Regions from separate parts of the Homo sapiens genome. Here region 1 is linked to region 2. A link is an interaction called in ENCODE POLR2A ChIA-PET data of the cell type or tissue named here. Cell type or tissue: Panc1. All regions are shown on one strand. Each heading gives the region's core, and the rest is flanking DNA. Links, peaks and the distances in the headings are about the cores only.

Region 1 (2,922 bases), core at 313-2,812, 420 kb after region 2:
TCCCTCATTCAACAACCATGAGGGCAGCAAGTTCTTCTTGGTCTAATTAACCACAAAAATCTGGCAGAACTAGACTTCTTTAAATCTTGCTTTCATCTCTATCCTTCTCAGGCAGTATAAACATTTGTAATAGCTCCTTGTTTAATCTCACATCAAGTCTTTTAAACTCTGGCCTTCCAGAGTTCTCATAATTGGGCCTTACCTTGCCTATGTAGCAATATTTGTCCCTCCCTCCCATTGAACCATCTCTGCTCTATAGGTCCCTTCCTTCACTGTTCTGCCTCTTGCCCCCCGTATTAGTCAGGGTGGGTTCTCTGAGGGACAGAACTAATAGGATAGATGTGTATATGAAGGGGAGCTTATTAAAGAGTATTGACTCACATGATCACAAGGTAAAGTGCCACAATAGGTCGTCTGCAAGCTGAGCAGCAAGGAAGCCAGTCCAAATCCCAAAACCTCAAAAGTAGGGAAGCCGACAGTGCAGCCTTCGGTCTGTGGTCAAAGGCCCAAGAGCCCCTGGCAAACCACTGGTGTAAGTCCAAGAGTCCAAAAGCTGAAGAACTGGGAGTCTGATGTTCGAGGGCAGAAAGCATCCACCACGGGAGAAAGATGAAGGTGGAAGACTCAGCAAGTTGGCTTCTCCCACCTTTTTCTGCCTGCTTTATTCAAGCCCCCCTGACAGTTGATTAGATGGTGCCCCCCACCCCACCCTACATTGAAGGTGGGTCTGCCTCTCCCAGTCCACTGACTCAAATGTTAATCTCCTTTGGCAGCACCCTCACAGACACACCCAGGAACAATACTTTGCATCCTTCAATCCAATCAAGTTCAAACTTAGTATTAACCCATCATTTAGCATTGGGTATATCTCCTAATGCTATCCCTCCCCGCTCCCCCCACCCCACAACAGTCCCCGGTGTGTGATGTTCCCTTCCTGTGTCCATGTGTTCTCATTGTTCAATTCCCACCTGTGAGTGAGAACATGCAGTGTTTGGTTTTTTGTCCTTGCAATAGTTTGCTGAGAATGATGGTTTCCAGCTTCATCCATGTCCCTACAAAGGACACGAACTCATCATTTTTTACGGCTGCATAGTATTCCATGGTGTATATATGCCACATTTTCTTAATCCAGTCCATCACTGTTGGACATTTGGGTTGGTTCCAAGTCTTTGCTATTGTGAATAGTGCCGCAATAAACATACCTAATGCTAAATGACGAGTTAATGGGTGCAGCACACCAACATGGCACATGTATACATATGTAACAAACCTGCACGTTGTGCACATGTACCCTAAAACTTAAAGTGTAATAATAATAAAAAAATAAATAAAATAAAATGAGAAAATAATAATAATAATAATAATAAAAGAAACAGTATTAACCGTCACACCACCTCTTGCCTCTGGCTTCTCCACCCAAGACCTAACCCCTGGAGTCCTGAAACATTTCCTGCTTTCAATTCCTGTAGTGCTCAGAGTTAGAACTTTTCAGTTTATTTCCCAATTATACACTGTTTCTGTGATTTTATACTTGTGAGTCACCTCTTCTATTACATTATAAGCTTCTTGAAGGTAGTTTAAATGTTTCATGGAAAGCCAGTCAGTTCACATAGGGTTCTAGTTACTTTTCACCATCTCTACCACCAATGCCTCCAAATCCCCCACTAGAACTGCTACAATACCCAAGGGACTGATCTCTCTCTGTCCACTGTTGTTCCACAATCTATTTGCCACCTGCAGCCAGTGATCTTTGGGAAATACAAATCTAATCCAGACATTCCCCTGCCTAAAACCTCATTGGATGCAGCTGTGTTCCAATAAAACTTTACTTACCAAAACTTGTGATGAGTCAGATTTGTTTGCTGACCTCTGATTTAGATTAGCTTAGATTAGCTAGAATTACAGAGGTAAGAGAAAATTGGTTTTTCCAATCACAGTGAAAACAAACCTACAATAAGAATTCTCACACCCTAGATGTTTACTAAGCCAATCTTCCTGTCAGTGATTGACTCAAGAATGAACTATGACTCACCTCTGGCCAGTATGGAGAGGAGGTATACTGAGGACATCTGGGAAAATTCCTCCCACTCTTAATAAGCAGCTGCTGGTCTGCCCCTGGCCACTGCCTGGAATGGCTGTGTGATATCTGAAATCACTACAGCCACCAGCCTGAGGATGAAGCTTAACTAAGGAAGGTAGAACCAAAAGATGGAAAGAGCCAAATCGACCAACCATGGATCATGCCCTGCCTTTGGACTTCCCGTGAAGGATCTCTTTTCTTACTGTGTAACCCCATCAGAAATGAGGTTTCTGTGAACTGAAGCTGAAAGTGTCCTAATTGATTCAATTTTATATCTCCCCAAATTTATTTTAGTTACAAATATACCAAACCACTGGTACCTCCATGTAGGGAATTTCTTGTTTCTTTTAAGAGACATCATCATGGTATTTTACCCTTCCCTGAAAAATCGTCAGGTGTTGAGGCTGCCATTTCAAATCAGGAAAAAGGGAATAGCATTGCCCAGTTATTTTTTAATATTCATGCTCTTACCCCAGAATAAATACCCTGGAAGCCCCAGCCCTGCATTTTTTTTTTTTTTTTTTTTTTTGAGACAGAGTCTCACTCTGTCGCCCAGGCTGGAGTGCAGTGGCGCGATTTCGGCTCACTGCAAGCTCCTCCTCCCAGGTTCACGCCGTTCTCCTGCCTCAGCCTCCCGAGTAGCTGAGACTACCGGCGCCCACCACGACGCCCGGCTGATTTTTTGTATTTTTTAGTAGAGACGGGGTTTCACCGGGTTAGCCAGGATGGTCTTAATCTCCTGACCTCGTGATCCGCCCCCCTCGGCTCCCCAAAGTGCTGGGATTACAGGTGTGAGTCACTGCTCCCGGCCGCCCCAGCCCTGCTTTTGGAACCAATTCTTT
Region 2 (2,883 bases), core at 1-2,500:
GCAGCTGTTAACGAGGATAAAGTCTCTGGGCATGTTTCTGGCCCTGCAAAAGGACCTCACCCATGAAGGTACAATTCTCACTTTGTTTAGATACCAGAGGGGCACCCACAGGCTGGCTGAGAATGAGGCATAGTTGATTAAAAAAAAAATCAGTCATTACAAAATTGTTTTTAAACTCACACGTGCTTTTAAAGTGTTGTGGTTTAAATTACTTTAAGATAAAAAAAATTCATCTGTAAGGATAGCGTTCATTTAAAAGATGCTAAAACTGCAGGATCTCATCATGAAATAGGAGGTTGTAGCTTCTAATTACAGTATATACAATTTCAGAAAGATATTCCGGTAATCTTTTAATACAGACTTTATAAATAGCTCACATCAGACGATGGGTTATATTGGAGAGCCAGTCTTCTGCGGTTTCTTGAAGAATGCTTGGGATCTGTGAGGAAGCTCTAGGCCCTTGGAGGCTAGGTAGCAGTTCACTCAGTAGGAGTTTGTGCTCCTTTTGCTCAGTATTTAACCTGGTAGCATTTGATGGATAAGTTCATTAGGAGCTAAGTAGAAGAACTTACCACACTTGTCAGTTTGGAAAATGAGGCCCGGGAAGGGAAAGTGACTTGTTGAGGGTCACCATTATAGACGAAAGTTTAATACAGGATTGTGTTAATAGCTCCTTTCTGGGATATCTGATGTGTACTAAGCACTAATTCCTGTGCTTTTATACATTATCTCATTAAAATTCTAGTATTTTCGATTTAGGTTGTGTTATGCACACTTTACAAACAAGGGGATTGAGATTTACAGAGAGAGAGTAACTTGCATAAGATCACGTAGCTACCAATGGTGTCATCCAATGGAATTTTCTTCAGTGTTGGAAATGGTTCTGTCTGTGCTGTCCAGCATAGCAGCCACAAGCCACATGTAACTGAGTCTTTGAAATGTAGCTAGTGGACTGAGGAACAACAGTTTAAGTTTTTTTTTTTTTTTTTGAAATGGAGTCTCGCTCTGTCGCCCAGGCTGGAGTGAGTGCAGTGGCGCAATCTCGGCTCACTGCAACCTCCGCCTTGCTGGTTGAGATGGATTCTCGCTCTGTAGCCCAGGCTGGAGTGCAGTGGCGCGGTCTCGGCTAACTGCAACCTCCGCCTCCCGGATTCAAGCGATTCTCCTGCCTTAGCCTCCCGAGTAGCTGGGATTACAGGCGCTTGCCACCACGCCCGGCTAATTTTTTGTATTTTTTAGTAGAGACGGGTTTTCACCATGTTAGCCAGGCTGGTCACGAACTCCTGACTTCAGGTGATCCACCCGCCTCGGGCTCCCAGAGTGCTGGAATTACAGGCGTGAGCCACCACACCCGGACTAAGTTTTATTTACTTGTAATTATTTTAAACTTAAATTTCCACTTGTGGCTAGTGGTTACCATATTGGAGAGCAAAGTGTAGAACTTTTTGACTCCCAAATCTTTCACATGTAGCTTGGTCATATTGCTCTTTATTTTACTTTGAGACAGACTCTCGCTCTGTTACCCCGGCTGGAGTGCAGCGGCATGATCACTGGCTCACTCACTGTAGCCTCCACCTCCCAGGCTGAAGTGATCCTCTCCCCTTAGCCTCTCCAGTAGCTGGTACTACAGGTGTGCACGCCACCATGCCAGGCTATTTATTATTATTATTGTTTTTTTGTAGAGACAGGTCTCACTAGGTTGTCCAGGCTGCATACTGCTCTTTAGATCTCTTAGTTCATTTTTCTTTCTTCTACGATATCAGAAGTTACATTCAGCCCTTAAATGGAATTTAAAGACTGAGTTAGCTATAGCTCAACTTTGCTTTCATATGTAGAGTGGATAAAATACGCACATTATTTGTTAACTCTTTGGTTTTAAAAACAATGTTTACATGTCATAGTTAAAACTGGTGGAAAAATCTTTAAATTGTATCTTTTTTGGTTTAATATAGGAATTGTGCATAGGAATTGCTGAAAAAGTAGTCAGAACTTGTTGGTTATTTTAGTGTAATAAGAGTACAAATAGGAAGCAATATGAAAAGTCACTAATAGAAAGCTGAAAAAAACGATCCTCTCATACCCGCGTCCATCCGTTCATTGGACAGTTCTTTTCAGACTTTGTAAGTATCAGTAAACCATTACTCACTTTTCCTTATGTAGCTGCAGAAGTAACCTGAAGAATTAAAATTATTCTTTTACTCTCAGTGTATAGAAATCAAATATCAAACACATTGGATTCATCCATGAATTGGGAAGAATATGTGTAAGATTAAAACAGTAAGAAAGATCTGTCCGATGGCAGATGTTCAAATCATTTTCTGATTAGTGGATTTAATTTAAATTCATTGAATTTTAGAGTTTCATTTGCTAAAAGGAATTTCAACAACTTTCTGATTTTGTATGGAATAGTGAAAATTCCAACTCTTTTTTTTTTTTTTTTTTTGGTGTGCTACCCTCAGGAAAAGGCAAATTATAATGTAATCTCTTTTTATTAGGATTTTTAAGAGGCAACTGCCAGGTTCAGTATAAATATATCTGAATCTATTGTATCTTCCATAGTTATGGTACTGTCCTGGGATAATTGCAGTTCATAGTCTTAACTCTAGACATATCCTGGAGGACCTATGTCTGTAAATTATCTTTGAATTGTTCTATGTTATTTTAGTGTTATGTGAATTACATTGCTTCCAGCTCTTTGAAAATCGTTAATTCAACTGCAGGTAAGGCGTCAGTTACTGAGACTGTTCAGATAACTGAAACATCCTGTTCATACCCATTCCTGACCATTGGGACCACTGTACTATTTTCAAGGATAAGATACCACTGTACTATTTTCAGGATAAGAACCATGTTATAAATAGAATTATAGTGTCCTAGTGAGTG

Evidence for each region. Peaks named below come from ENCODE experiments on the same cell type or tissue, not always from the same donor. Only the 100,000 strongest peaks of a DNase experiment are listed, where the experiment ranks them.
Region 1: POLR2A ChIA-PET joins it to region 2 with 6 read pairs; 1 of 35 experiments calls an interaction of 5 or more read pairs at or near these places.

The regions. Positions count from the first base shown.
Region 1 is chr3:172,465,398-172,468,319 of GRCh38, forward strand. No RefSeq gene overlaps it. Among named protein-coding and RNA genes, the nearest start is that of GHSR, 18 kb to the left of the region's middle. RefSeq lists a silencer at 1,928-2,128. In Panc1, for the core only: no CTCF peak of the experiment used is centred there; no DNase peak of the experiment used is centred there; H3K27me3 peaks cover 331 bases.
Region 2 is chr3:172,041,860-172,044,742 of GRCh38, forward strand. The region is part of intron 1 of FNDC3B (fibronectin type III domain containing 3B); the gene reads left to right. Among named protein-coding and RNA genes, the nearest start is that of FNDC3B, 3.7 kb to the left of the region's middle. In Panc1, for the core only: no CTCF peak of the experiment used is centred there; no DNase peak of the experiment used is centred there; H3K4me3 peaks cover 1,847 bases; H3K27ac peaks cover 2,376 bases.